Regions from separate parts of the Homo sapiens genome. Here region 1 is linked to region 2. A link is a loop called in an ENCODE intact Hi-C map of the cell type or tissue named here. Cell type or tissue: heart left ventricle. All regions are shown on one strand. Links, peaks and the distances in the headings refer to the core of each region. The heading gives the core; the rest is flanking DNA. Region 1 overlaps MTM1 (myotubularin 1). Region 2 overlaps MAMLD1 (mastermind like domain containing 1).

What was found. Peaks named below come from ENCODE experiments on the same cell type or tissue, not always from the same donor. Only the 100,000 strongest peaks of a DNase experiment are listed, where the experiment ranks them.
Region 1: it touches region 2 in a loop (2.4-fold over the local background); 3 of 110 quality-filtered maps call a loop at or near these places.

Annotation. Positions count from the first base shown.
Region 1 is chrX:150,588,130-150,603,905 of GRCh38, reverse strand. MTM1 (myotubularin 1) reads right to left here. Exons shown (of 15, transcript NM_000252.3): 2 at 11,229-11,301; 3 at 7,336-7,408; 4 at 5,220-5,314. The coding sequence starts at 11,291. Among named protein-coding and RNA genes, the nearest start is that of MTM1, 27 kb to the right of the region's middle. In heart left ventricle, for the core only: no CTCF peak of the experiment used is centred there; no DNase peak of the experiment used is centred there.
Region 2 is chrX:150,494,506-150,510,281 of GRCh38, reverse strand. It overlaps MAMLD1 (mastermind like domain containing 1), which reads right to left. Exons shown (of 8, transcript NM_005491.5): 6 at 6,765-7,008; 7 at 236-320. The coding sequence ends at 280. LOC124905223 (a long non-coding RNA gene) reads right to left here. Exons shown (of 2, transcript XR_007068346.1): 2 at 10,868-15,776. Among named protein-coding and RNA genes, the nearest start is that of MTM1, 66 kb to the left of the region's middle. In heart left ventricle, for the core only: a CTCF peak has its summit at 5,647; no DNase peak of the experiment used is centred there; H3K27ac peaks cover 3,228 bases.

The DNA.
Region 1 (15,776 bases), core at 4,257-12,256, 91 kb before region 2:
TCCACTGGCTCTTCTCGCTCTCCGCACCATGGAAAAGTGTCCATGTCCCCCGGGGTCCTCTCCTTAGCCCATATCTTTTTATGTTACATACTCTTCCCAGCTCATGAATGTCTGTGGTCTTTAGTGCTACCAATATGCTAATGACTTCAGAAGCTTCAGAGTCAGGTTTCCAACTGCTTCTGAGCCATTTCCACGTGGTAGTTGTAGAGCTGTAAGTCCATGCCTTCAGACTAATTTCCCCATTGGGCTTATCTACAACATATTCCTTCTCCTGTAATATGTCTATTCAGATGAATGGGAGCAGCTCCTATCTTTCAAGTGAAAGTTTGTTCAACTCCATCTTCCAAATGGCCACTCAAGCCCTCCAAATCTCTCATGGCTGTCCCCTCTTTTCTATCTCCACTATGACTGTATTAAGGCCCTTATCACTTACCTAGGAAACTAAAATAACTTCCTAGTTGGGCTTCCTGACTTCAGTCTCTCCCGCCCCTAACCCATCACACACACACTGCAGCTGGAGTTCTCTTCCTGAAATCACATTGGATATGTCATTGTCTGTGTAACTTGCATACTGCTTAACTGTGACTTATGAGACTCTTAAGGCTGCTGGCTCTTCTTCCAGCCTCATCCTCTTCTGTTCCCCACTCCTCCATCAACCCCCAATGTTCCAGCTCCAACCGATCATTCAACCATCTTCATAACAAATGGTGCTTTTCCATATTGTTATACATGCGATACAGAAAAGTACCATATAGACACGGTAACTCTCTACCTGATATGCTCCTTTTTCCTTCCTGTCCAGAAAATTGTTACCATTCTTCAAGAGTTGGTTCAAGTATCATCTCCTCTATAAAGCATTCTATGACTTGCTACACTGGCATAATCGTCTTTTCCCTTGTACGTCTTCTTCCTTCTCACAGCACTATGCATACCACTGTAGGCTTTGTCATATTATACCACAATTACTCAACTCTATATCCTATGAGGTTATGCAGGCCTCAGGGTATAGTATTATGCACCTTGCACAGTATTAAATTCACCATGGTGCTCAGTGAATGTTTCTGGAATGAAGACATGAATGCCTGAATGAACGAGGGTTAAGGTATCTTTCTCATGCACTAGAGCACCTAAACACAAAGTGCTCCTGGAAGGAATCCTGAAAGCAGTCTTACTCATGGTAGTCTACCAGATTACAGGGTATCACCTACCTACAGTAGGCCCTACTATAGTCACAACATTAACCCAAAGCCAAATTCCTTAGTACCCTCAAGGCCAAAAGGTAGCTATGGGATTTCTCAAATCCAGAAGCAATGTTAGTATTCAAGATGCCACAATGTAGCAGGAGCCATACTGTGGTCAAACCACAGTGACTAGGCCTTTGCCCTCTGAGCAGCACTAACAACTTAGGAGCCCATTTCCTCCCAAGTTCACTCAATACACTTTTACTGTGTATTACTGTCTACCAGGACACTGTACTAGCTAGGCATGAAGGACCAAATGGACTCAGCATTTGATAAGACCACAGACATAGCAGCAAATAAATATGACAGAATCCATTCATTCAACACACACTGACTTAGCATCTTCAATGTGCCAGACTCCTTCCCAAGAACTGAAAGAACATCAGTGAATAGACAGACAAGCATCCTTGTCCTTAGAGAGACAACAAACAAGATGAATCAGTGAAATATATAACATAGGACACAGTGACAAGCACTCAAGAGAAAAATTAAACACAGAAAAGACATATTAAAAGTTTAGCTAAAGGGCCAGGGAAGGTTTCATAGCAATGTGTTAATAACACAGAGGCATGAAGAAAAGGCTGCAGGGACACAAAGAAGGAATGATTCCTTCAAGAGAAGCTGGGGAAGACTCCAGAGAGGGTGTGGCTCTTGAGGTAGGTTCTGAAGGATGACTAGCAGCTTCTGAAAGGGGTGGAGAAAGGGCATCCAGGTTCCGTGAGAATGGCACATGCATGATGGGAGAAGGAAAGGCTCTGCGTAGTTTGAGAACAATGCACTTGGGAAGAAGTGATGTGAGTCAAGGTTGGAGGAGTCAGAAGGACTTTTAGGCCATACCAAGAGAATGGATTTCACTCTGTGGGCAACAGGGAACCGATGATAGTTTTGGAACTGAGAAATAAGCTGGTCGGCCTCACTCTAAGGACGAACACGCTGGAGACGGGGCGTGGGCCAGAATGCAGGGGCAGACCAGGCAAGGAGGGCTAGGTAGAAGCAGGCCACTGTGGCAATCTCAGGACATGGACACTGTTTCTCTACTTCTCTGGGCAACAGGAGGCAGGGAATCTGCCCTTGACTCCTTACAAAATAGCAGAGCTGACTCCAGAATCAGACCACACACATCTGGACTCATCACTCCTACTGCAGTGTTTACATACCTGAAACAAACAGGTGTCCACTTCAAAACGCCAGTGAGATGACAGCTTTTTGTCAAACATGCAACAAAATTTTTTTCAGTTTGCAGCAGAATCCACAGTTAATGTTCTTGCTTAGGACTTTAATTGAAGAAACACTATGATGACTATGTTTTTAGACTCCTGTATAACCATTTAAATGGCATTCTTTATATGATGTTTTCTGCTGTCAGCTGCTTGCTTTTATACTTGGACTAAATGTTGTGGCCAATTGCTCAAAATGTTTATGTAAAACTTAGTGGAAGAAGAAATAAGTTAGTAGTCAGTGTCAGACAGGCATTTTATTCACCCACTCAGCACTAACTCCATCCTCTAGGGCATCATATACAAACAAAAATAAAACTTGCTGAGAATTCTTCCAATTGTAAAAGTAATACATGTTCATTCTGGGTTTTTGAAAAATATTGACAAGTGAAAGGAAGAAGACAAGACATGCATAATCCCTTTCTTCAGATAGCCCAAATACTGAAACCTTTGGTGTACTTCTTTCCAGCCTCTTTTCTACAGATAATTTTTGTTTTTCGTAGTTGAGGTCACACTACATACACAACCTTGTCATATCATCAGTTTGAATAACTTCCCCAGTTCATCATCAGTGACAGCATAAGGTGGAACTGGCTACACAGGGTGAGTCAAAAAGCCAAGAGTACAAGCAGCAAAAGGGACCATAATGTTTAATTGCAACTTTTGATAATTCTCACATATATTAGCATAAAATCTTTCAATCTATCCTAATTTGACCCTTGGGAGCTATACAGAATAAATCGAATCCCTGCTCCACAGAAAGGCACTTCAAATATTCAAAGATGGGTCCATCATGTCCCTTTTTAGTCATCTTTTCTTCAGACAAGATCAGCATTTATTTTGATCACTGCTCCAACTGCAGTCCCTTCACTAACCTGGTTATCTGTGTCTGAACTCTCTTCAGTTTGTTAATGTCCCTCTTAAAACTTGGCATCTGGCTTGGAATACAACACTTCAGATGGGGCTATTGTTACATTTTGTCTGGCAATTATGTTATACTTCTGTTAACTCAGCCTAGGGGAATATTAACTTTTTAATCAGTCATATCCAATTACTGGTTCAAATAAGCTTGGATCCGTTAAGACAGACCTCCTATCCTTTACTGATAACAACTGAGTAATTGTTATCTATATCAATTTTATATTATTAGTTTTGCTCCAATATCCTACCAAGTTAAGATCATTTCAAACCCTGATCCCATCACCTAGCACACATTGGCTAGTATGGGGTTTTTCATACATTGGAAATGCATGTCTTCTATGTGCTCCTCTGCATTGCATCAGAAATGCTGGAAAGGAAGGGCCCTACACAGCAAGATGTTAGCGACCACCCTTCCTAGCATTAAGCCTGAAATCCATAGGCTGTAACTCCACCTAAGTGTACTGCCACCATTTGGCCCAGGTGTCTTTACCGGAGTCTGTCATATGGCCTTGGTTCCATCAAGACAATGTGTCAATAACACTCCCAATGGTTGGTTTCTTTTCTAAGGACTTAAAAATCATGTTTAAAATGATTATTTGTAGAATTTTTGCCAATTGTTGCCAAGGGTGAACATGCAGCTCGCTGTTGTTAATTTTCAGAATCTTCTTTCCCATTCTGGAAATCTAGAACATTCACTCATCTCCACTCTTACTTAAAAGTTTGAACAGAGTCACATAAATAAAATGCCCTGTGGCCTGATCCATGTACATGTCCCTACAAGCACTGTGCCAGAGGAGATTCCAGAAGTTGGGGCAGCTATAAAAGTGGGCTCCCACAGCTAAGGCAATGGGGATAATAAACAGCATTTTTTCAGAATTCAGACATAATAATGAACACCATAAAAGAAAAAAAGATTAAAAGATACAAACTAATCTAGATTAGAACTGTCCTAAAAAATGGTGGGGTAAAAGCAATAAAAAAGCTACATTTCCCCGACAGCCTCAAGGTCACCTGTGTAGAAGCTGCTGATGGGCTACTCTCTGTGAACCCTGGACCTCTTTCCCCATTCACATCCTATCAAAATATACCTCCCCTTCAGGCTGACCTGGGCAATGACAACCCACCACATCCACTGGAAGTCCTTCAGTGACAGCCACAGCAGCTACTCACTCTCTCTTCCCTTTCTGGGGCATCTCTTTTCCATGTTATTGTCCTAGTGATGGAACATTCCTCAAAATGCTGTGACAAACCTTTCATGGTCAGGGATTGAAAAGGTAGAGTGGCAGTAAGCCATACCATAGTCATCCTAGTTCTACACTGCTACCTGGTGCTTTATCATTGAACACCTGGAAAAGTTCTAGAATGCTGGGCTTCACCCAGAAATTCACATCACTATCTTCCTCTGTGATATTTTAGAAAATATAACTGTGCCAGGACCACAGGTCTGGATATTCTGATGCAGTCTATCCAGGACATCTGTATTTTTTTATTTTTAACTTTTATGGATACTGTGTTGTTAAGCTCCATAAGTGGGTTTCATATGTGCTTCTGGCAAAGAACCACTGTTCTACACCTAACTTCTCCAAACTAGCAAATGGTTACAATTACTAACCCCTCCCCCACCATTATGAGGGATAAGACTTTTTTTAATTGACCCTGTTCCTTACATATACAAGTGTTAGTGTTAAATGAGTTTTGCATAAGCAAAAAATTAAGAGTTGAGAAGCAAATATACCCCATGTTAATTTGACCCACAGTCAATCTTGCAAAGTAGAAGAGAAACAATTTAGCATTATCTTTAACAGTTAGGGTCATCTTTATGGTCTTATATTCTACTTACCGTTTCCAAACTTCTTAAATAAAGACGATAATTTGTGATGTAAACTCTTCCCTTAATGGGGCCATTGAAAGGACATATGTAAATAACTTCTTTGTCTATTAAGATAAAAAAAGTACCCTAAAATAATGGAAATAGATACCAAGATACACAACAAATGGCACTAATTTAATATAAACTATTCAGCTAAGAATAACTACAATTTTAAAAATTACTGAAAAGGCTGAAAGCAAGCACTGGCAATGTTTCTACATTACCGTGCTGGGTTGAGTTGGGGTAGTGGGAGAACTAGTGGGGCCACACCACCTCCAGGCACTAACAGTGCTTCCCTGAGCTTTCCCACAATGCTGTCACTACCTGGGGCAAGGTGACAATAGAAGTGAATGAGAATACTGCTGCTGCTACCCTAAGGTGGTTGTAAAGGTAACTATTTGAGCTACTTCAGCCAGAGGACGGCAACTCACCTGGGACAGTCTCACGGACTAACCACTAGACTGAGAGATGAGGCTACCAATCTCTAACCACAGAAACATAATCATGTTTTTAATAAATAAATGTCAGCAGTAGAAATCTTTCCAGTTTATTCTGTCTTTTTTTGTTTTTGAGATAGGGTCTTGCTCTATTGCCCAAGCTGGAGTTCAGTGGCACAATCATGGCTCACTGCAGCCTCAACCTCTCAGGCTCAAGCAATCCTCCCACCTCAGCCTCCTGAGTAGCTGGGACTATGGGTATGCGCCACTGCACCCAGCTCGTTTTTTAATTTTTAGTAAAGATGAAGTTTTGCTGTGTTGCCCAGGCTGGTCTCCAATTCCTGGCCTCAAGTGATCCTCCTACTTTGGCCTCTCAAAGTGCTGGGATTACAGGTGTGAGCCACCGCACCAAACCTTTTTCTTTTTAATAGTCTAGAATAGAGTTTGGCTAGGTTCATTTCAAACACTGAAGTGATATAAAACAGGTGGCCGAAAGAATAGTACATCTTTGGTAGAATAAACATAAGGAGAAGCTAAATCAGAATAATTAATTATAATAGAAATATGCCTCTCATCTTTCAGGGATGTCCTTGAATGTGTTAATGACTCGTAATGATTTTGAAATCCCTTTCTCTTCAAGTTCTAAATAAAAAATACTTAATAAAGCTACTTTATGCTAGTTCCATTAGTTACCACCTGGGTTAAGGTTCAGGCGCTGATACCTACCACCAAAACTTCATATATGAAGACGATCAAAAGTAAAATATCTTCTTTGCTCTTATCCAGAAATTGGGATGAACACATCCCACTGGTCTCCATTTCAAGACTAGAATGTGTGCAAGTTTGTGGACTCAGAAGAGAATTTCTCATGGTGTATGGCTAATTCCCAAAGGTACCTCGCTTAGGCCCGCCATCTAATTAGCACGAGGTTTTAGCCATTTAAGCTAAACAACCCAGATCTGAATTAATCAAAAGGTTCCCTGGAACAATGGTCATCACATCTGCTTCAAATACATTGAAGTCTGAAAGGAGGGTGTTAATCCACATATAAAATTTGCCCAGAACATTAGCACTTGGCTTAGAAGCTGTCAGATGCTTCTATATTCTTAAGCCGTAGTGATCTAGCCCTTCCAAAGTTGATCCCTTCCTTTTAGTATACGTTTATCATGAAAAATAACATCAAAATATTACCTAAATACTAACTTCCATTTTCTGACGAATGAAAGATATTTTAAAGCAATATGTTCTCCTATATTTCAAAGAGGAGAATGATTAAGCCTTCAAGCCTTTAAGTTTATCATTTTAAAGCATGCATCATTGACTGGAAATCATTTTGCTCTTAAAACCTTAAACCATGAGAGCTTATGGCTCCAATGAGAGACTTTCAAGAGATAATCCACATTTTTTTCCCCTAAATCATTCTCAGTCTTTGGTACAGACACAAGAATATCACTACCCTTGTGAGCATGAAGCTCTCAAAAGAACTCTTTAATCAAGAAAGGGATGCAGAGAGTTCTGTGTTAACGCTTCTAAACAAAGGTAGCCTATTTGTCTAAGCCTGACTGCTAAAGAGTAAGCGGGACTGAAGCCACCTGATCCTGCCAGACTTCTCCTCAAGTTATGCAAATCTTATGTCAGCAGGTCCTTACCAGTGATTAGTGTTTCTCCTGGAAGTCGAGGAACAGCCTCAGTGAGATCTCGATTGACTCCATCTCGAGACGTCTAGAAACAAAACAGATGCATCAGAAGTAATGACGTTACATTTACACACTGTTTTTAAGCAACTAGGAATACAAGCCACTAGAAATATGTTTTTTAAAGAAAAAGCATTAGAGATTTAGCATTTGGGAAAACTGGCACAAAAATTCAAACAAAAAAGTTACAATCTGGCACCAACATTAATTAGATGTGTCAACTTCTAGTATTAAATAATGCTAGCATGCTTTTCAATAATATTAATTTTTAAACTACATTTCCAAGCACTTTAAAGTTAACAGCTTTCGGGAAAGTGATAAAAAGTAAACATTAAGTGTGTTCTATAGATACACATACACTGTAGCAGCTTTCTTTTTTTCATATTCAGCCATCTTTTGGGAAGAGTAGGAAGGAAAACTTCAATTCCACAGAGGCTTAACTGAATAACAGCACAGCCATTAGCCAGAATCCTATTACAATGCCCGAAAATCATTGATTACCTATTGCGTTTCCTATTTCACTAAGACCCTTCCTCTCTTTTTACTTCCTCACATTTACTAAGATCCCTGTCCTAATAAGAGGTAAGAGTGGTCTGTCAGAGAACTTTTGAGCTGGCAAAAGTCTTAGGAGCCATTTGTACAAATTCTTCACATCACTTTACTATTTCTCTAGGCTTCCTGGCTTTAGAGGTATTCCCAAGCATGTGCCTCATTCAATCACTTCCACAGCTCTGCTAGGTGGGCACAGTAATATTAACCACTACAACCTGCAGGCGAGTTCGCAGAGCCTAATTTGCCATAGCTACCCATTGTCTTTCAGGTTATTCAGCTGCCCTAGTGGATTAATACGAAGATGTGTTGCAGGTGCTAGTCTGATGACATTTGAGGCACATCACTAACATCTGTTTGGGCAAAAAGTTTTTTTCAGCAGTATTTCATTTTTTTCTATTTGTTGTCCAAAATCACACTGCAATCATTTCATAAGTGAAGTTACTCATGCTTCCGTTAGAGCAGTTTTGTGAGTATTAAGTGAAAAAATATATATACAAGCACACTTTTATTTTTTGAGACAGTCTTGCTCTGTTGCCAGGCAACAGTGGTGCAATCTTGGCTTACTGCAACGTCTGCCTCCCAGCTCCCAGGTTCAAGAGATTCTCATGCCTCGGTCTCCTGAGTAGCTGGGACTACAGGTGTGTGCCACCACGCCCAGCTAATTTTTGCATTTTGAGTAGAGACGGGGTTTCACCATGTTGGCCAGGCTGGTCTTGAACTCCTGGCCTCAAGTGATCTGCCTGCCTTGACCTTCCAAAGTGCTGGGATTACAGGTGTGAGCTACTGTGCACACTTCTGTAAATTATCAGAGGCTATGCAAATGGAGAGAATTATTATGAAACAAGAGAAATGTGAATTGTATATTCAGGTGAGATATAAGCTGTCAAAGAGGGGTGTTATGCTGAATCTTTAATGTTTTTTTTTTTCATTCAGAGGCAAGAATGAAAATTCCTAGCCAATTTAAAAAATTTTCTAGTACTTGCAAGCTAAACATTTTAACCAGCTGGGCAAGACAAACTGTTCTCAGCCAGGAATGCCTTCCTCAATGAGAAGCAAAACCACACACCTTATATAAATTGTAAGAGAGGAAAGAAATTATCACCCTTTAACACTCCCTCTCACTAACTAAAAACAGGCATAACGAGCAAATGCAATACTCAGTATACCTTTTAAATACCACAGTTCTAGGTCAACCACAAAATAAGGGAAGTGAATGTCTGATTAAAACAGGATAACATGGGATTAACATAGGCTATACATTATACCAGAGCAGCATTACACAAAGGATTTATAGTTACATTCTTGAAATTACTCCTGTGTTTAGAACTGATTCTGGTAACATAAAAATACTTAAATACAATAAAAACATATAATCTTGGAGATGAGGATGGTCCTTGTAGGCACCCAAAACAGAAAATATAGATTGATATATGTGATCACATAAAAACTTTAAACTTCAGTATTTCAAAATCAAAATACCATAAATACAATTAAAAGGCCAACAATAAATCAGGAAGAAGACTTGTAACATATTATAGAGCTGATTATCAAAATATAAGGAACAAGCCAGGTGTGGTGGTCCATGCCTGTAATCCCAGCAATTTGGGAGGCTAAGGCAGGTGGATAGCTTGAGGCCAGGAGTTCAAGACCAGCATGGCCAACATGGTGAAACCCCAACTCTACTAAAAATACAAAAATTAGCCAGGTGTGATGGTGCACACCTGTAATCCCAGCTACTCGGGAGGCTGAGGCACGAGAATCACTTGAACCCAAGAGGCAGAGGTTGCAGTGAGCCAGGATTGCACCACTGCACTCCAGCCTGAGGGACAGAGTTAGACTCTGTCTCAAAAAAAAATTATACACACACATACACATATACACACACACACGGAACACATAATCAATAAGAACTCCCCTCAAAATCCCCAAAAGCCAAATAAAGGACATGAACAATCACTTCACAAGAGAAATGCAAACTAATAACAAACACACTTTTATTTACTTATTTGAGACAGGATCTCACTCTGTCGCCCAGGCTGGAGTGCAGTGGTGAGATCTCGGCTCACTGCAACCTCTGCCTCCCAGGCTCAAACAATCTCCCACCTCAGCCTCCTGAGTAGTTGGAACTATGGGCGCACGCCATCACACTCGGCTAATTTTTTGTATCTTTGGTAGAGACAGGGTTTCACTATGTTGCCTAGGCCAGTCTCGAACTCTTGAGCTCAAGTGATCCTCCCACCTTGGCCTCCTAAAGTGCTAGGATTACAAGCATGAGCCACCTCACCTGACCATAAACACACTTTTTTAAAAAAGGTTAACCTCATTAGTAATCAAGAAATACCAATGAAAAGATCACCTTTTGCTCCCTTCTGATTGCTTAGGCATCTCTATCCACCTGGTGGGAGTATAAATTAGCCTTTCTGGTGGATAATCTTAGGGCCTTAAAGGGCCATGAATAAAGCTTATTTTAAATTAATCCCTTCCTTTGAATGCACATTCCAAAATCTCCCTCTAATTACACAATCTCCCCCTGGATACCTTGAACCATTTTCTGTTAAAGTTGTATTTGTTTTGGTTATGCAACAATTTTATCATAATTAGAAAATAATGCCAATAATTAGGAAGGCGTAGCAGCCTGCTCAGCAGGCCTTAGCCTTCCAGTATGTCCTTCAGCAACCTTTCCAGGTGGAGGATTGCCTAGTACCTTAAACATGAGGTCTAGCAGTAATTTCACGAGACAGAGGTTTTCAAAAATGAAGTTATGTGAAAGGATTTACAAATGTAAAACTCACTTAACACATATAAGGTATTGTATCTAAAAGCTTTTCTGGGCCGGCGTGGTAGCTCACTCCTGTAAATCCCAGCACTTTGGGAGGCCGAGGCAAGTGGATCACCTGAGGTCAGGAGTTCAAGACAAGCCTGGCCAACATGGCGAAACCCCGTCTCTACTAAAAATACAAAAATTAGCCGGGTGTGGTAGCACACGCCTGTAATCCCAGCTACTAGGGAGGCTGAGGCAGGAGAATCACTTGAATCTGGGAGGCGGAGGTTGCAGTGAGCTGAGATCTTGCCACTGCACTCCAACCTGGGCTACGGAGCGAGACTCTGTCTCCAAAAAAAAAAAAAAGCTTTTCTAGAACAAGGTGAGACAATAAAGAAACCACATGTATAAATGTATTTATATGTGAATGAATAATAAAATTCATAATTCAATAGGCCAGCCCAAAATGACCTAATATTCAAATATCAAAATAAATGCAAGGAAAGAGACAGATAAATCTGAAAATTCAACTTACCCTCTTAATAGACTCATTCTCCAAGGAGTGTGAATTATATTTAGAAGTTGATGCAGAAGCCATCCTGGAAACTCTACCAAGAAACACAACATTCAATATCAACTGAATTTGTATGCAATTTCAAACATATGTGACATCTGAGACTTAAATATGGCAACTGAGAGCAAACGGTACTACTTTACAGGTTCTATTTCCATACTAGGCCCCAGTGGTAATAAGACATACAAACGATGAACCAGAGCACAGGCAGTATGTGAGAGCTCCAATAAAGGTGCAGGGGACTAGGGGAGAACAGACAAGGGGAGCTAAATGCACAAGGGGGAGCTCAGCAGAAGACGCCATACACATTCCAGGAATTTTAATTCGTAGTGCTCTAATTGCCATCTAAAAAAACTTAATGTTTATTAATTGTGCAACAGGCCTCAAATTTCCATACTCCTTATTTTTTAAAGATAATTTAGAGGCAGCCGAGCAGAATGAAAAAAGAATGGACAATTTAACTCACACTATTTTCTCTATTAAGAATTTTGTTTTCTCCAAATGATGGCAGTTTAGAGTGGCATGGATTTGACTGAAATCAAATTGGTAAGATTTGATTTAATCAGTATTTTCTAGGGAAAGTATATACTTCATTTAAATAATGCATATTCATCACAATTCAGGCATAAATGAAAGCATTCTATTCAGAACATACACAAATACCATTTTAACGCAAGGATTTATTTAGACTTAAGAAGATTACAGCAACAACAGAACACTAAGTAATGCTTTGGTTATTTTATCAAAGTTTAGGACACAGATAGATACATATAAAGTCAGCGGGAGGTAAACCACATCCAATTCAACAAGGTGACTGTGGATATTTATAAATATCTTTTTGCCAGGCTGTATTAAGAGCAACCAGACACACTAACAAAATCCAGCAATGGAGAACATTAACCCATTTATGCCGGAGGTTGCAAATTATTTTTGTGAAAAATCAGACCTTGGTGATGACCTTGAGCAGCAGGATGTAAATAACTCCCACAAGCTTAGCGTTCCAATAGTGGAACACTAGGCATAAATGGGTTAACACACCTTGGCACAAAATCTAGTGGGATTTAACAGCTTCACAGTACTGGCTACTGTCCTTAAGAAATAGTCAAGAAAGGTGACGAAGTCACAGAAAAAGACAGCCACCAGGATGAAGAGGTGGGGAGATGGCCAGATAGGGGCCATCTTACAAGGTTAGGACTGTCAGGATTCCCCCGTGAGAGTTCAACACTACAAGGCCAAGGCTTGTGTCTGTCTGGTTCGTGGCTGTATCCTGGCGCACACTGGAACTCACAACTATCTGGTGAATGATTATGCGGCAAATATACAATACTGTGAAATGTCATGATGGGGCAAACATGTATACTAGTTCACCAAATCCCAGAACACTGGAACTAGGCAACTACCACTGATGCTTGAAAATTAACAATTAGAGCAAAATACGTCTTTATAGAAAGAGATACTCAACTTAGAAGAGCTGAAACTACCTACAGGTAGCACAATGCAAAATTAAAAGTAACTTTTTAAAAAGATTAATGAATAACACTAAAATGAATTAAATTCAGACAAAATCGTAAAATATGCTTTGAAAAACCTTTCTAACCTTAAGTTCATGTCCAAGCAAAATAACCCATTATTCTCAGAGATAGCAGAATGGATGAGATGAACTATGGAGCAAGTCAGATGTATCTGCTCTGAAATTTTTCTATTGACAAAACAAGACTATATATTAGGGGCAGATTTTCTTCAGTAACAGATATAAAACTACCTTTTAGTATAGATACTTTAATATTTAAAATGCTTCACTAATGTAAGTCAACATTTTAAAACAAAAAGTTAAATTCTTACTATCAAGTCAGTAGAAAAAATCTAAAATCCTGGTTGTACAGTCAACTCAGTCAACGTCACCACCCTGTTTATTCATGGGCCATAAAAGAATGATGAGTCTTCCTGCTATTTCTGATTTTCATGAAAAAATTTCAATTTAAAATGAATATAAAGGACGAAATCCCTCATTTTCCCTTCATTTAACTGTTTTACTACAACTCACATACCATACAGTTCACCCTTTTCAAGTGTACAATTTAAAGGTTTTTAGTATATCCAAAGTTGTGCCACCCATCACCACAATCAATTTTAGAACACTTTTATCATCCCAAAGAGAAACCCCACCCCATACCCATTAGCAGTCACCCACCACTCCCAATCCTCCAGCAACCACGAATTTGCTATCCCTATAAATTTGCCCACTTTGGGAATTTCATATAAATGAAACCGAACAATATGCAGTCTTTATGTCTAAAGCTCTAATTTTTAGAGGAACACCAGACACTACTACTACTGTTAATAGTTGGATCAAGTATACATCCGAGAAATCCAAAGGTCCAGATAACATGTGCCAGTTCCACAATGAGGCTTACTTTAAAATCTCATCAGTGAGCCTCTCTTTGTTGAATGGTTTTGATTGATCCCTGAAGATTATAGAAGCTGGAACAGCATCATGCTGGTGTGCACAAATGTTGCAGCTGACTACATTCAAATTCCAACTCTGCAACTCACCATTTGACCTTGAGTAGGTTATTTAACTTCTCTGGGCTTTGGTTGCTATTACCCCCATTTTACATCAACATTATTAGGTGAAACAAATGAATTAATACATTCATGCAGGGCTTGGAACCACACAGTGTATCTGTTAACAAATTACTAGTATTTTTAAAATTTTTAATTTTTATGAGCACAAAAGGATAGCTAGTGAATGCCAATGTCTTAGCCAATTCTACAAATTAGTCCTGACCTTGGAAATACTAGGAGAAAAGTTAACTAATACAGGGATAGCGCATGGCTAGCAGCCACTCAGTTATAAAGTGCTTTTTGCTTAAAAAAAAAAAAAAAAAGACAATAATGACTCTAATAGGAAAATGGAAAGCAGTGTAGTACTTTGGAAAATGTACTAGACAGGTGTGTACAAGCCCTGGGCTGTCTCTAACTTACCAAGCAAAGAAAGCTCATCCATATCTTCGTGTATAAAATGACTATGTTAGTGTAAAGGCAGTTGGATGATAATTAGAAGCTATAGTGAAGTCTACAAAAATCAGCTACCCTTTTGGTTACAGAGTATTTCATCCCAAAGCCCTAACAATCAAGTTTTTTTATCCTTTTTATTTAAAAAACAAACAAAAAAATGTTGATTTTTGGCTACCTTGGCTTTAAAGCAAAAATTAAAAGTTGATTCCGTATATATATGTTAACTACAGCATTCTAACCAGAGGTAGACTTCTATCACTTTTGATCCCCCAAAATAACCTTTGAGATGATTTAAGCCCAACCCTCTCCTATTACAGAGGAGATGCGGGGGGCCTAGAGGGTGTGTGACAAGGTCCTGGAGTGACTTACTGGCAGGGACAACTCTAGCCTAGGTCTCCCTGCATTGCAGAGTCCCTTCTACCTACAGAAAAGTGCTTCTAAGTGGTCTCTGGAAGGAAACCAGGTTGCACGTGACTGGTCCCAATCTCAGTAGAACAGCTTGAGACTAAGAAACATAGTTAAGAGAACTCAACTCACCTAGCCAACCAACCTTTGGGGCCTCTAAGCCCCAAGAATTTTATGTTTTATTTATTTACAGCACCTGTAACAGTGCCTGGCACCCAAAAGATACTTAACAGGTATTTGTTAAATGAGTGAATGAACTGGGCAATTAAGGATTGGCCAAGGAACATAACAGTTGTTGGCAGTGTAATATTTCACTTAAGCCACAAGTTCATACAAACTCATGTTTGAAATGGTACGACAAGGCCTTGGCTGATCAGGATGGTCCAGGCAGGGTGGTTCTGGGCAGCAAATTTAAGTGTATATACTGTTATGTAGTTAACTGCAGGGTTAACTTGTACCCCTTTGAAACGATTTGCACTGAAAATAATTTGAGTAATGCTATCTTCCCTTATAGACTTTTCCATGAACATTTCAAATTAAGGTACAGCCGTCCCAGTACAGGGGGCTGGGATTGGTCAGTTGAATCTGTGGAGGCAGATACAAAAACCTCTTTCACCGCGCCCTTTTTCCAGACTAAGGAACTGTTTTTCCTTTTCTGTTGAATATGAAAAACAACAATACACAAACCTGAAGCACACATTAACTAAAAACATTAAAAAATGCATGCCATTTTAACGCTTATGTTAAGAATCTAAAAGCAGCAGAACTAGAAAATAATTTTGATCTCTGCCTCATAGGGCCTTTGCAAGCAAACTGTAAACACCACGGAGAGCTCTATTTCCCATCGTCACCTGAGTTGAGATCAATGGCCCTGAGTGGTTTTTCTGAACTTTTCTGTATACAAACAAAACAGTGACAAAGGTATGCAGCTTTTGTCTTTTGATGAGCCTTTAATGTGGTTTATGACTCTGTGTTGGCATTTACGTTAAGTTCAATCATGCTCTTTCTCTGGAAAGATGCTGCTTATGGAAACATACTGAGACTTAAAACTTGACTTCTAAAGTTTGTCAGAGAACAAGCAGCCTC
Region 2 (15,776 bases), core at 2,130-10,129:
ACTCAGGGAAATCAGTCTCTTGAATTAAGTGGTGATTTTGGAGTCATTTAGACCAGGCCTTCAATTGGGATCCTGCTCTTAGAGTTGGATGAATTATTTAACTGATTTTCAGATCTCCTCTTTCTCAATGCTTTCAGAAGCACAGTAACTGCTTACTCTGAAATGAATTCTCACCCCACTTCCACATATGCACCCCTTGCCCACCCCTTTGGGAACACTGGCCTTAACTGCTTACCTTCAAATGGACTCATCTGTTGGGAGATATATGCATTCTGCCGTTCAGGGGTCATTGCCATAAGACCTGATCTCTGTTCCTCTTGCTAAACAGAAGATGAAAAAGACAAATTAGATTACAGCTACCAATTAATAATTAGCCTTAGGATCGCTGCGTGGGGACCTAGGACTTGGCTTTGGTGCAGCAGAAAGCATGAATAAACACACCAGCATACACTCGCATGCATGCCCCACCCTCTCGAGCAAAATTCCACAGGTATAAATAAAGTAAGATTCTGCACCTGGGTTAAAAACACAACTGCAACAGCATAGAATGGGGCAGGAGAGACAGAACTTAATAGCAAGAGCACACAGAAAAAAGTTTTAGGCATTTTGGATGTCCATCTGCTCAGGATGGGTCAGCAGTGAGATGCGGTCACCAAAAGAACAAATGTAACATTAGGCTGCATTAATAGAAGCAGAGTATGTAGAAGGAGGGAGGTGACAGTCCTATGCTAACTCTGCCTTGGCCAGACTATACCCACAGGAGTCTGGGCATGCCAGTCTCAGGGAGACCCAGACAGACTGGCTGCATTCAGAGGATGGTAAGTAATGAGAGTGGGGATTGGACTTCAAACTACCCAGACAAAGAATGGCTGAGCAAGCCAAGGATGCTGTGGCTGGGGCAGAGCAGACTGTGGGCTATGTAGTGGTGGATACCTAGCCTCTGCAGGGCTGTCATAGGGAAAGGACATTGAGAAGAGGACTGAGGCTTGTTCCTGGTGGTCCTGGCATGAACGGCCAGATGATCACATGGTCAGGTGGACACAGTCTCCAACACTGGGAGTAGCCAAACACTTACTGCCAACCTCCCGCCCTTCTCCTGACTAGTTGCAGCATAGGCAATTGGGAGGAGCTTCCTGTCTCCATCTGAAAGCTGGCTGGGTGGGCAGGGGGAGGAGCGAGCCAAGTTTCAAGGCCGCAGTTTCAGCACTCAGTCTGGGATCGGCTCAAGGAGCAAAGGGGAAGAACATAGCCAGGAGGGAATAACATGAAGGCCCCCAGACCCAGAAAAGGCATGACTTGCTCTGAGACCCTCAGCCAGTTGGTGTCAGGTTGTGACTCGGATCCAGGTCTGACTCCCAGTCCAGTGCTTGAAGCCTCACCCCACACAGTGAGGGGAGCCCGGCCATCTCTGCTCAACTGCTGCCATCTCTCTCCCCTTCTCAACCACCAAGGCAGCTCTGTCTGGGAGCACAAGCTCCAAGTCCACTTTCTGGTCTGTGTCCCCCCGAAGATGCCAGAGGACTTGCCTCTACAACACGGGCTGCCCGTGCAGTGCCTGCTTTTCCAGCAAAGGGCTTCTGGGAACCCTTCTCTGCACTCAGTGGGGCTGGTGGGAGTGGGGCGGGGTAGCGACCCAGTGCTTGGGACTGTGCCCGGCTCTCAGGCCTGGCAGCAGTTCCTGGCCTTGGTTCCTGCCAAGGCAGAGAGGACAAACACATGGCACCGGGAAGACTACACCAGAAGCGATTCCACCAGACTGGGGTTTGCTTTTCTATCCCGCCCTTAGCCTGCTTCCTGTCCTGGTCCCTGCCTCCCCCTCCACTGGAGCTGCCGTGTGGGCAGTGAGGGGCTGTTTCTCAGCTGCCCTATGGAGCTGCCCTCTCCCTGCCAAAGCATTGGCAAGGCGGCAAGGGGTGGGGGTGGGGATGGGGGGTGGGATCTGCCTTCTCAAGCTCTCATTATACTGAGCACGTCTCACCCATTATTTTATGTCATCTAGCAACACCCCATGTGGACACTGAGGAGCATGGGGGTCACATGACCACTGCCCAAGGCCACACCATCCGGATCTGCCTGAGATGGTCAGGGTTGGCAGCCATTTCTGAAGGCAGTCCTTTCGCTTTGGCTCTTCTTGTACCAGTCTCAGGACATCAGGGCAGAAGATCTACAGTCCCCAGCTTACTGATGTGACAGCAGAGGCTCAGAGAGGTTAAATGACTTGCCCAAGGTGACACGGCTAAGAAGTACAGTATCTCCTAACTGCAGACCAGGTGCTTCCGCTGCTTCTGGGGACAGATTCCTGCGTGGCTGGCTAGGTCTAAACGGTCCTTAACTCCATCCCCACCGGTTGCTGCATTAGTTTCATCAAATAACACAGTTGTACAGAGGTAGGGGTTCAGGGGCAGGGGCAGATGGAGGCTGGAGAGTGTGACTAAGGAAACAGCAGGGGAAGTGCGGTAAAGTCCGAAGGGAGGGACGGAAAGAGAAAGCCAAGCCCAGGGGCGTGCCAGACAAAAGGAAAGGCCACGCCGGGGCAGGGCAGGCTTCAGCGGGTGCTGGGGCGTCTTCATCCCGGGAAGCACACATTCCAGAGGACCCCGGAGTCTAATGGAAAAGCTGGCCAGCCTATCACTATGGAAACTGCCAAGGCCACACAGCGCTGCTGACACCCAGCCTGGGTGCCGGTGGCCAGCTCTGCAGGATCTTCAAGTCTGGGGTGCCACCAGCAAGCGACGGTCCTCCATGGTCTCTTCACCTTACGGCAGTGTCCAGAGGCACCGCCAGTCCTCTGCTCCTATGCTGGTCCTGCTGTCCCTGGCCAAAGGAGCCAGAGCATTCTCTCCAGGCCTCCCGAGGAGGCTGCTTCCTTTGTTTTGCAGATGGAGGCTCCCATCCTTTGTTCTGAATCAATGTGCTCCAAAGATAAGCCCCAAGAAAACAGTTGTTGCCTTTTGACACTGACAATTAGAATCGTTGGAAAATGGAGAAAACAGGAAATGACAAATGGTTTCAGTGACCAGGAGGAAACCGTGCCTGAAAGTTGCTGCTTAGTGACTGGGACACTCGCTTTCTGCTCTCTTATGAAGGACAGCCTAGGCCGTGTGGCCTTTTATAAACAAAGCTATGAAGGGGTCGTCAAATTTTCTAGGGCTGCAACTGTGGCACTACGTCCTGTTGTGCCAGGTGACACTGACAAGCAGCACTGAGTTCTATGCAAGCCCAGGTGTGCTTCTCTCATGGTGACCCCCAGAGAACTAAGGCCCAGCTCTTCCTCTGTCACACCCCTCCCAGCCCCCACTGTCAGACAAGGGACCACATTCACAGACAGTCTCAGCCAAGATGGCAACCTTGGAAGTCCTGGGGATGCCTTTCTAGAAGCTTTAGGCTGACGCCAGGGAGCTGTAAAGCCCCCACCTGTCCCTGGGGGTTGTGTGCTGGGCAGGAGAGAGGGGAAAGAGCCCAAACTCCACCACTGCCTGCTGGCACAACTGAGCCCACGCCAGGCACTGCACCAGCTTCACTCACCAGCTACCACATGCTAATGTCTCCTGTTTACCCAGGTGCAATCACCTGAGTGCTGCTTTCTCACCACTGCATGGGAAGAATGATCTCATTACCAATTCAACCACTTAAGCAGGCAAAAGGACTCCAACGGGGGAAAGGCAGAGGACAAACGATTCGGGGACTGAGACAGATGCCCACAAAATGTTCCTGGATTTTAGCCGGATTCGGGCTGAAGTTCCTTGCCCTATGAGCCCTTGGAGGAGAGCATCCTGACTCAGACAAGAATTCAAATGACAAGACTTCTGGGGGATGGCAGTGAATGGATCCAAAGCCTTGTTTTATAAAGAATGTGGAGGAAGGGAGGAAGGAAGGGAGGGAAGGGGAGACTGAGAGGGAGAGAGAATAAAGAAGAGGAAGAGAAGGAAGAGGAGGAGGAGGAAGGGGAGGGGAGAGGAAAAAGGGGAGGGTAGAGGAGGAGGGAGAAGGGGAAGGGAGGACAGAAGAGGGGAGGGAGCGGGGAGATTATCTACCCCTCCATGCTAGGGAACTCCTGTCTCCTTTTCCAGCAGACACTGCTCCATGAGTGCCCCCACAGAGAGCCAGCCTGCCACACAGCAGAAGGTGCTCAGCTATCTGTCCCAAAGGTTGAGCACTAGTGTATTCCACAAGGAAAAAAACCTTCTTTTGTACTGTTTGGAAGCCAGAATTAGAAACAACTCGTTCACCCTTCTGACTTTCCCTTTGCAATGACAGGAAGATAGTATACTGCATGGGACCACCACACATTCAAGATCTGAGTTGTGGGGACCCCCACCCCCACATGGGTGGAGCCCCCTGAGACCCGTGGGCTCTGACTGGCCATGGCCCATAGATAGTGACAACATACACACTGCTATCTGAAGCCTAGTTGGAGGACGGATGGATGCTTTTAGGAAAAAATTCCCTTTAGTCGTCCCTCAGAAACTACAACGGCTTCCTAAAATGAATGGCAGGCAAGTTTTGATTGTTTCCTAAGTTCCCCCTAACTCTCAGAGCCTGTGACTCAGCTTCTCCAGAATGCCTGCAGGGAGGCAGGACCACTGGGAGTAATGAGCACGAATTGGGCCACTTCTCCCAGTGGACTGTTAACGCCGAGATCTGGGGTGGAACCCACTGAACACCTGCCCTTTTGCGTTGCCCAGAATGCAGCCAGAGGGATACGGGCCACAGTAACTCTGGGGCCCCTGAACCTACCTTCCCAAGACCCTGACGGGAAGGTATTGCTTACATGACAGTCCAGTCAGTCCCTCTGTCACTCAGTTAACAAACATGGTCATGGGTCTACTATGGGCCAGGCTCTGTTCCGGGCATGGGGATAACACCGTGTGTCTCTACTCTTATGGACACAAGTAAATCAATCAAAGCAGATAATGTTCTAATGACCACCCAGTAGGGTGAAGGGATGGAGGGTGGGCAGGTGCTGGCAGAAACCTAAGGTCAAGTCATGGGACCCCAATGGGGAACTGGAAACTGCCACACCATTTTCTATGTTAGGGGTCTTTCCTTGCCCTTCTAGAGACCTCACCCATGGTAATGATGCTGCCCTCAGGTTTGAACTGGTCTGAAGCTGTCACTGGGGGCTTCACAAAATGAATGCCACTGAAAGCAAACGGCAGAGATCTGTATATGAAATTCTTTTTACCCTTTGTTTTCTGTCTTCCCACATGATCTATGACTGCTGCAAACTCTATTCTGACTCCTCCTCAGTCTTGGCCGGTCTGGGAAGAACTTGGTTTAGATGCTGGGAATGATCCCGGGCAAAGGAAACAAATATATTTCCAGCTTGCTTTTCTTCTTCCCCTGTGGTGCCTGCATCCTCTGTCTCGCACTGACTCACAGGCTGGACTGACAAAGTGGCTGTGTTGACAGGGAGGATTTAGTGGATGCCAGGCCTGACCCTCAAAGGCCCTCAGGTGGGGCCAATTTCCAAGGTTCTTAGAGAAGATTTGGGGCCACAAATCTGCTCTGCCACTTCACTGCTGGGTGAAAGCTGTTGGCTTGAGAAGAGAGAGAATAGGTGAGGGACAATAATTCTCAAGGCAAGCTAGCTGATATCCTTTCATCTGTGGCTTCCAAAGACAGGGAAAGGCAAGGCAGACCAGGGTGGAAACAGCGACATCCTGAGGGGACGACGTCCGTTTTGCTAATTCTGTTTCCCTGGCAGCTTTGTGCTGGACAAGATTTCTCTGGTTTCAGCTGAAGAGTGAACAGCTGAGGAGCTCTGTGACTCTGAGAGAGAGAGAAATCAATAGCCCTTGAAAGGAAAGCACTGCTTGTTCTTCCAGGCCAGGGCAGGCAGGATAAAGAGAACAAGGCTGTACATACCAAAGCCGAATTTCCATTAAAGGCCAGAATCCTGGGAGGCCCTTTCAGCTTAATGACCATCTTCTGATCACTATCACTTAGAAAATGTTCATGTCTCCAGTTTTCTCTGCAGATAGTGCAGACATCCTGTGCACATTGATATTTTATGCACCAGATGCAATTCTCTGCAAAGGTCCCCTCTGGCTGGTGTCCATCCGCTTGCTCTCATGACCACTGATGCGACTCTGGGGGCAAGTCAAGCCATTCCTTCTAGACTCTAGAATCTAGAGGATGATCCCAACTCACAGGCCTCTTGGACAAGCTTGCTTTGGATTCCTTCTGCCTGTACTACCCAGACTGCCAGTCCTCCAGCAGGGCAATCCAACTTCCTGCCTCTAGGGTGTGGGAGTCCTGGGCGGGGTTTGGAATCCACAGCAGATGGCTGGCAGGAGAGGCAGTTCCCGAGCACCCACTAGGTGCCAAGCAGGCAGGTATCAGGTGCAGGGCTTCGGAGGTGCAGAAGCACAGCCCCTGTCCCCCTCAGGTTCCCAGTCTGGCCTCAGGGACAGACAGGCAGGTAGGTATGGAAACGGGGTACTGGAAGGCATACAGCTGAGGGAGAGAGCAGCTGCACCCTGGTCAATCCCCCACTCATTTCCCTGGAGGTGGGGCTGAGGCACCTGGAGCACTCTGCTTGCTTGGGTTGTCCCTTTGCCAAAGAATGCCGGGCAGAAAGTAGAGAACAAGCAGGCCCAGGAAGCACTAGAAGTCCCTCATGGGTGGACAGAGCTTTACCTTCGGAGCTGTCACCTCCTGTGTTCCTCCCAACAACCCTGTGAGGCAGGCGGGCAGGCTGAGCAGGGGACTGTGCCCCGTTGACAGATGAGGAAAGCGAGGCTCAGGGGGAAGTGACTTACCTGTGGCGTCGCAGCTAGGCAGTAGTGGAGCGGGCACCTGCCTCCAGGCCTTCGGATCCCAGCTGCCCCAGGGCGCTGCCTCTGAGGTGCTGTACGAGGAGGTGACTCGGGCCAGCTCATGAGCAAAGGAGCTGCCGGGCAGGAAGGACTCACTCCCCAGGGCCTGGCAGGACGGGGGCTGTCGCCCGAGGCTGACCTGGGGGTGCCTGGCTTCCCCAAGCTTGCAGGCTTTGTCTACATGAGTCTACAACAACCGATTGAACAATCCATCAGCTGCTTGGCCACAAAATGGTTCTGACTGATCTTGTCACTGCCCTGAGTGTCTAGCTGGGTCATCTGGGTGTTGTGGTTATACCCACCAACTGCTTTGGTGGAACGAAACCAAACAGCTTTGTGATCTTAGCTTGTCTTGGGTCATAGACTTCTTTGAGAACCAGTTATAAGCTATGGTTTCTCTCCACAGAAAAAGCACTTATGGTGTCTCCCCCTTTCCAGCCCACCAACATTTTACATCTAATTTGGGGGGGTTTTCTGGACCACTTAATACCCATCCATGGATCTCATGTGAAGACTCCCCTGGCTTGAGAAATCACTGTCTTGTTGAAAATGGGAACAAAGCTAAGTCAGATAGCTGGTTCATCAGCAATGACTTTGACCAAGCCTGATCCCACCCTACCCCACCCCACCCCAGTGACCACCCCCCACAATGGAGCACACAACTCTAAACTGGTTTGTAGGTATGTGTGTGTGAACACGCTGAGGAATCTGCAAAACCAAATGGTGAGTGCAAAACCAAACAGTCACGAGTAAATCTCACAACAACCACGTCCTGAGCTGCAGCCCTTGTTGAACTATACCCCACTAGGGCCCCAAGATTTTAGGACTTGTGTGTGGGTGGGACCTCCCCTTTCTATCATGCTTTAGAAGACAGGGATTTCACCAGAATTGAACATATTGAACATATGACCCATTTTTTTCAGCCAAAGGCAATTAAAATAACTTCATACTTGATATCCATGTCAGCAAAAGCTGCAAAACGCAAATGGGTGGCTGCTAAGAGCCCTGGTACCCTGACGAGCACACCAAGTGCTTAGCAACAGTGGTGTCCAAAGGACCAGCTGGAAGCCTGCCTTGATGAGAAGTTGCTCTTCTTTCTACATGAAGGAACACCTCTACTCTCCTGCTTTTAATACCTGAGCTGTGAGTGATCATCTATGTCCATTAGCAAACATCCCAGTGGAGAAGGAAACACTCATACCCGAAATCTAAGCTACATAGTTGGAATCACTTCAACTTATTGCAATAAACACTTACTAAGCACCTATTGTGGGCAAGTCTTTGCAATGGATAATAGTTCAGTAGATATTTTGATGTAATATTTGAAATAACAATAAAAATTGCCACCACTGAATTTATTGAGCATTTGCTGTGCTTTAGGCACTAACCCAGGTTCTTTAAATATTTGGTCTTATTCGATCTGTATAAATAGCCATCTATGAGAAAGGGACTATTATTGCCCTTATTTTACAAATGAGGCCAATGAGGCCCAGAGAGGTTAACTAAGTTGCCCAAAATCATACAGCCCACTAGTGGCAGAGCAGGATGCAAACCCAGGCTTGCCTCGTTCCCAAGCCCACATGTCGTTTGCATTGGTGTGGAGGTGTGCATGTGTTTAGTCATTAGCATGTTATATGATAAGCAAGTTTTGAAACATAGAAACTTAAAATGTGCCATTAAGAAAAGTACAGGCAAGGTTTTCCAAGGGGAGGTGTGGACCTCCGGACAAATTTTTAAGAACAAATTATAAATACTTAAAAATGGGAATAAGAAGACAACCTAACTACCTGAACAGTTTTAGAGATGACTCATGCCCACCCTCTAAAACCCAAACAAAAACAACAAAGTCAAGAAAACCCATGAAATCTTAGCAAGCGATTTCTATGTACTTGTGAAAAGGATTTCTTTACCATTCTAATGGGATTTATGCCAACCATAGAGGGCTCAGTGCCCCTCCCATGGGGTGGTTAGTGAGTACAGAGCTGAGCTCACCGGCCATCTGCAGCTTCATGTTATCAAGCTCCAGTTTGTCCTTGGAGCAAGGTTATCTGGGACATGAGCAGAGGCATTGCTTTCTACAATGGACAGTTCTTTCTGCCTGCATACCTAGCTCCTTGATAACTTTAAATACCATTTTATAGCCACACTGGAGTTTTGAAGACCTCAATATGCAAATATTACTCAGGTTCTGATTACTTGTCTGCTCCATGATAACACACTCTAAAAGCAATGAATGGGGCTTATTTGTAGAGAACTGAAGCATTTTAAGCTTTTGCTCAGGAATCCCTGGTAGCTTCCTGTGACTTGCAAGATATTAGTGATGGGTCAAGAAACAGGACCCCCCATCAGCATAACATACGCAGTGCCTCAGTAGTCCATCAGGCAGAAAAAACTGCAGATGGCACATGGAAATGACCAGCGGCGGAAGATACCCCGACAGTGTGGGCAGTTCTATTTCAGCAGCAATCAAGAGGGGGCCTGGAGCCACTCAATCAAGTGGAGCAGGATGGGAGCAAGCACTGTGCAGACCAATGCAATCCCCAGTTAACACAAAAAATAAATAAAAGAGATGAGATTCAGTCTCTTGACTGTGACTGACTGGGAGCTTTATAGCTGATGCTTGTGTCTTTTCTCCATTTTATTTAATTAGGAAAAGAAACTGCTTATCACACACTCTAAGTGTGAGGTACAACCTCCACAGGAAAGGTTGTTAGGAACATTTCAACTTCTAGAAGTTTCTAAACATAAGGTAAATCCATCTTTGTCCTTGGGATCACTGCACATCTCAGAAAGGCAAATAAATCAGTAATTGGTGGGCATAATTACTAGCTCATGGACTGACAAGGTCTACACTATTTCGAATCTCACAGAAGTAAGCCATGGGACAGATAGAGTCTGATAGTGGTGCCCCGTTTCCTGGAGGTCACACTTACTCATCCCCCTGGACCCTGGGCTTCTCATGATTGTCAGAGAGTTTGCTGGAACCAGGTCAGCCCAGTTTCCCTTCCCCTGAAAAATCCTCCAATGGCTCGCACCAAGACTAGAGATGCAAGTGCAAGCACATCCACCCTCTCAGCAGCCAGGTTTTGCGTTCCATAATGTCACGTACCCCCAGTCATACCAATCTCCTTGGAGCTCTCCAGACAGGCTGCCATGTGTGGTCGGCCCTCTGTGCTTGTGCTCCTTGGTTTGCCAAGCCTGGAATGCCCTTTCTCCATGATTGTACTCTGGGAATTCTGTGTGTCTTTCGAGATGAAGCTCCTCCACCCTGGAAATTCTGCCTCTCTTTCCAGGTCCAGCTCCTGTGGCTGAATACCCTTGGCTGACTGAACATTCTTGCTGGGCCAAGTCTTAATCATCTCTAAATCCCTCTGGTGCCCCGACAGTATCTAGCCCAGGCAAAGGGCTCAGCAAATACTTGCAAAATTCAATAAACTTTACTATGTTACTAGCTTGGCATGATGTTCTAGGCACTTGGGAGATTATAATCTGGTGAGCATTGTGCTAGTCTTTTTTTTGGGATAAACACCAATGATAAACTGAGCCTTTACTCTCATTTTAGCACATCTACTCATCTCTTTTCAATGCTGGTGGGTTTATAAAACCCATCAGTAGAACAGAGAGTGATCATAATCATATGGTGAAAATAACATCAGCTAACATATTTACTGAACATGCTTTAGTGTGCTGGGCACTGAACTCTGTGCACATGTGAATTTGAGATAGATTGTTCCTAGCTAATAAGATGAGGAAGTGGAGATGGGCTTACTCAAGTCACACAATAGCAAGATGGGGTACAGACAGAAACCAAGCTAGAAACCAAGCAACCCCTGGGTTTGGAAATGCATGGGCTCCTCCTCTGCACATGGCGAGGAGCAGTCAGGTGCTCCTCCTTCTTTCATACTGAAATAACTCTGCACTTTTGGCTATTCTGTGACACTCTGTGCTATTCTGTAGCTCAAATGGCTCTGGTGCAAGGAGCTCAGATTATGACTAACCCCCATAGATATTCAGCTGCTTTGCAAGAAGTGGATGAATGCTCTGGCTTTATAAATTATTGACGAGATTGGATATTGGCCCAATCTCCACTCTGGTGATTCGGAAGGAGGCATATGCACATTTGCAAGGTTATAGTAGTGCACTCTAATTCCACTGGCTTCTGAGAGCTTGTAGGTTTCTTGACTTAATCATTCTGGAATTAAGGTAATGGATCCTCAACACCTTTTCTTTCCCTGGCCTTTACTAACCATGTAACAGAAATGAGCAGAGAAAACCCAAGAAAGCGAACTGGAGACTTGATGAGTGTGTCAAAGATGCTCAGAGTCCAAGGTCCTCTGTGGCTCACTGACTTCAGAAGCCAACCTCCGTTGTTCAAGTCACTTGTGAGGTTACTATGCTAGAGCACTAAATATTATCCAGATAGCCCAAAGAGGTGAAGGCAGACATGTGGAAGAACCTGGATTTTTGGGCAAGTTGATGAATGCCTCCTGCCCCATATCAAAGAGAGGTGATAGGAGACAACTTTGTGAATTTGAAATAATGCACCGGGGAAACAGGAAAACGTAATGTAAGTCACGCTTCTTGGCTTTTTTCTTGCCATTACCCTACTTGGCCAAGTGCAAATGGGATTTCAATATATCATAAGTATGCATCTATTAATAACAATGCAAGAAAGCTGTACAACTGAAGTCTGAGATTTTGTAAGAAACAGAATCTCTGTAAGCATCACCATCCAACAGAACTTCCTGAGTTGATGCTGAATCATCCCAGAAAGAATAGAATGCTCTAGAGCTGTGCTGTTCAATATGGTAGCCACTGGCCACATGAAGTGTGTAGCACTTGAAATGTGGCTAGTAAAAATGAAGAACTGAATTCTTGTTTTTTAAATTTTTTATTAATTTAAATAGTTACATGTGACTGCTGGCTACAGCAGTGGACAGCACAGCTCTTTGGCATGGTGGCTAAGAGTCCAGGCTCTGGAAAAAGAGAGTCTAGACTTGAATTATGGGTTTGCCACTTCCATGCTTTGTAATTGTGGGAGAGTTACTTAACGTTTCTGTGCCTTAATTTTCTCATCTGCAAAAGGGATTAATAATTGTATATTATTCATAGAGTGGTAAAGGTTAAGAGGACTAATAGAATTAGCACGTATGCAGTGCCTGGCATGTTGTATGCACTCCAGGAAGGTTAGCAGCAGCATTAATTAACAATAATACCTCCACCATATATCGAGCCCCTTTCAATGGTCCAGGCACTGAATTTTACACAGATTAGCCTAAAACTGGACATGCTGTTCTAGGTGTGGTCTGGCCAACATGGCTCAGCAGGACCTGTGTTTTGGTAAAGTAAATTAATAATAATAATAATTGATGATGATGATGATATTATAAATATTTACTGAGAACTTACTCAGTGTAAGGCACTGACCCTTTCCTAGGGTCATTTCAATTAATGAATCCTCAGGACAATCCTATGAAGGAGGTACTATTATAATCCCATTGTAAAGATAAGGAAACTGAGGCACAAAAAGGTTAAGCGACCTGCCCATGATCACCCATTAGTTAAGTGCCAGAGCCTAGACTAGAACCTAGGTATTGTCTGATTTCAAAGCCTGTGCCAAGCTTTGTGTGATCAAAGTGCCCAAGTGAAACTTTTGTTATTGCAGTAAGTAGACTAACAGCAAGAATATTTTGTAAGGCCACTGAGGTTCTACTGTGCAATGGCCGCAGAGCTGGCTGCTGTGAGACCCAGGTGTCCTCTTCTTTTTATAATAACTGTACCTTGAAATGAGGAGAACTCCAAGTTGGGGGACCTCTGTTATGATACGTGTGGTATGGTGGGTGGAGGGGGTAGATAAATCTCACTAAAGAAATTCTGGCTGGGCGCAGTGGCTCATACCTGTAATCCCAGCATTTTGGGAGGCTGAGGTGGGTGGATCACCTGAAGACAGGAGTTCAAGACCAGCCTGGCTGACATGGTGAAACCCCGTCTCTACTAAAAATACAAAAAGTTAGCCGGGCATGGTGGTGCGTGCCTGTAGTCCCAGCTACTTGGGAGGCTGAGGCACGAGAATCACTTGAACCCAGGAGGTGGAGTTTGCAATGAGCCAAGATCACGCCACTGCACTCCAGCCTGGGCGACAAAGTGAGACTCCATCTCAAAAAAAAAAAAAAAAAAGAAAAAAAAGAAAAAAATTTTTTAAAAAAGAAATTCTACAGAAAACTCTAGGGTAGCACCAATCCCACCCATTTGGTGGATCTGTTCTGTAAATTTGCATTTTGTAAAAGTTTTCTTGGAGCAGGGTATCCCCTAAGCAAGACCTGGAAAAATTTAGGCTTTCCTGGAGTTTTTCCTCCACAAACGTATATAATTTAACTTTAACATTTCAAAATATGTTTAGGGCTGACTGAAATTGACTGGGTCCAAAATCAAATTCACTTCATCATGTAAATTCTCAGATTTGAAATTTAATTAGAGAATTAAGTTCAACTGATAAATTGCTACTTTGACAAGGGGAAAAATAACCCAATAACAAAATGGTAGAATCCATAATGTATAAAGAAATGAAGGAATTACTATCCCCTGGGCAGTTACCTCACTGTGGCACATTCCTGTGGATATCCCATAGTGCTTGGCATAGAGTGAATCTGCAGTATACTTCCCACTTCTGAGGTTGAGGCTGTGGGGCATTTTCACAGTGACCAAGGCTGTGCCTGTTGTCAGCAATGCTGGGTAATGAGGTTGGTGGGCCACTGGGCATCATGCTACTTGGGGGAGCATCAGGGACGGGGTAAAAGAGGAAGGGCATCAAGGCTCTCCAGAGTCTAGAGTTTTAGTAGCCAACAACGGCCTGTGGCAATCGTTGCCCTGACAGTTTCTGGAAGGTTTCTATTTTCTCATGATGATGACGATAATGATGATGACAATAGCTACCATGTATTGAACACATACAATGTGCCAGGCACTGAGTGAAACGCTGTAAATGTTTACTAAGTGAAACATTCAATACCCATGGCAAGCCTGAAAGATGGGTACCATTATGATCCCCACTTAACAGGTGGGGAAAATAAGGTTCAGAAAAGCAAAGTAACTTGCTCAAAGTCACACCATATGTAACTGGCAGAGCTGGAAGCTGAACCTGGAGTTGACTTACATGAAAATCCAGGCTCTTAACCGCAAATACTACAAATGCTTCAATATGAAGCAATATTCAAAACATAACCCTCACCCCAACCCCCACCTGCCTTCCCAGCCTCAAATTCTCTCAGTATCTCCCTGATGGCACCTTGGGCTTCCAAGGGAGCCATCCAACTAACCGTCATGTTCGGGCAACCGAAGAAGGGAGTGGCAGGATTTCCTTTGGAGACTTCTGGAATTAGACAGCAGTTTAATGCAAGCATCTAAATTCTCTTCCTCCCAGAGTCTCATTAAAACTACAGTAAGAGTTTGTGTTTTGTTTTGTTTTTAAAGACAAAATCCCACCAGGATAGAGAGAATAGGAGAGGAGATAACAGCATCATAATTTATGAAACTAAAATGCAGATAGACCAGGATTAACTGACTACACAGCACCAAGGAAGCTGAATCACAAGACAGCAGAGGAGAAAACTGGAAAGGATCGTGGTCTATACGGCAGAATCTTCCCAAGCCTCAGGAGGAGGAGCTCTAGATGTTCCCAGATCTGGGAGGTAAAGTGGAATGGGGGGACATGGTCAGCGTAATGGGGTTGGGCTGGAAGCTGGTTAAGGAGCAGGCAGATCTCTGAATCCCCTCTCTGACTCTGTGTCCCCAGGCATCTGCCTGTCCCCCACCCTGGAAGAGGTCTGGCTTGACCCTTTGTCTGGTGAATTTCCTGCTCTGCTTTCCTGGTCCTGCTGGCCGGATCAGTGGAGGCCACTCACTTCACCCCACAGGGATGTTCTGTGTTGCCCTACACCTGGGAACTGGAGGTACTGGAGGCAGGCTGTGGTGAGCTTGAAAGCAAAACACAGAGGGCAGTCCAATCTCTTTGGCCATATTTCTTCTGCATATCCAATACCATGTCCACAACTCTGCTAGTGTCCTGATGGTGGTGGGCTCTACACATTCCCGGGAAGCTGAAGGCAGATAATGACCAGGACAGGTCAACCTCTCTTCTTCTGAAAGCCTTCATCTACTAATGGCCTGGGACTCTTCCCTTAAATGCTTAGATTGTGTCTTCCACTAAGGTTTTTTGCTGTTGCTGTTGTTTGTTTGTTTGTTTGTTTGTTTGTTTTGAGACGGAATCTCACTCTGTCGCCCAGGCTGGAGTGTAGTGGCACAATCTCAGCTCACCACAACCTTCACCTCCTAGGTTGAAGGGATTCTCCTGCCTCAGCCTCCTGAGTAGCTAGGATTACAGGCACATGCCACCATGCCTGGCTAATTTTTGTATTTTTAGTAGAGACAGGATTTCGCCATGTTGGCCAGGCTGGTCTTGAACTCCTGACCTCAGGTGATCTGCCTACCTTGGTCTCCCAAAGTGCTGGGATTACAGGTGTGAGCCACCACACCCGGCCAAGGTTTTTGTTTGTTTGTTTGTTTGTTTGTTTTGTATTGAGGCAGGGTATCACTCTGGTCACCCAGGCTGGAGTGCAGTAGTGCAATCACGGCTCACTGAAACCTCCACCTCCCTGGCGGGCTCAGGTGATCCTGCCACCTCAGCTTCCCAGGTAGCTGGGACTACAGGCTTGTACCACCACTCCCAGCTAATTTTTGCGTTTTTAGTAGAGACAGGGTTTCCCCATGTTGCCCAGGTTGGTCTCAAACTCTGGGCTCAAGCGATCTGCCTGCCTCAGCCTCCCAAAGTGCTGGGATTACAGGTGTAAGCCACCGTACCCGGCCCCGCCACTAAGGTTTTGAAAATGAAGCAATTACAAGTTTAAGTCTATTAATAAGTGATGAAGCTATGTAGAAAAGCAGAATAATTATCTTGGA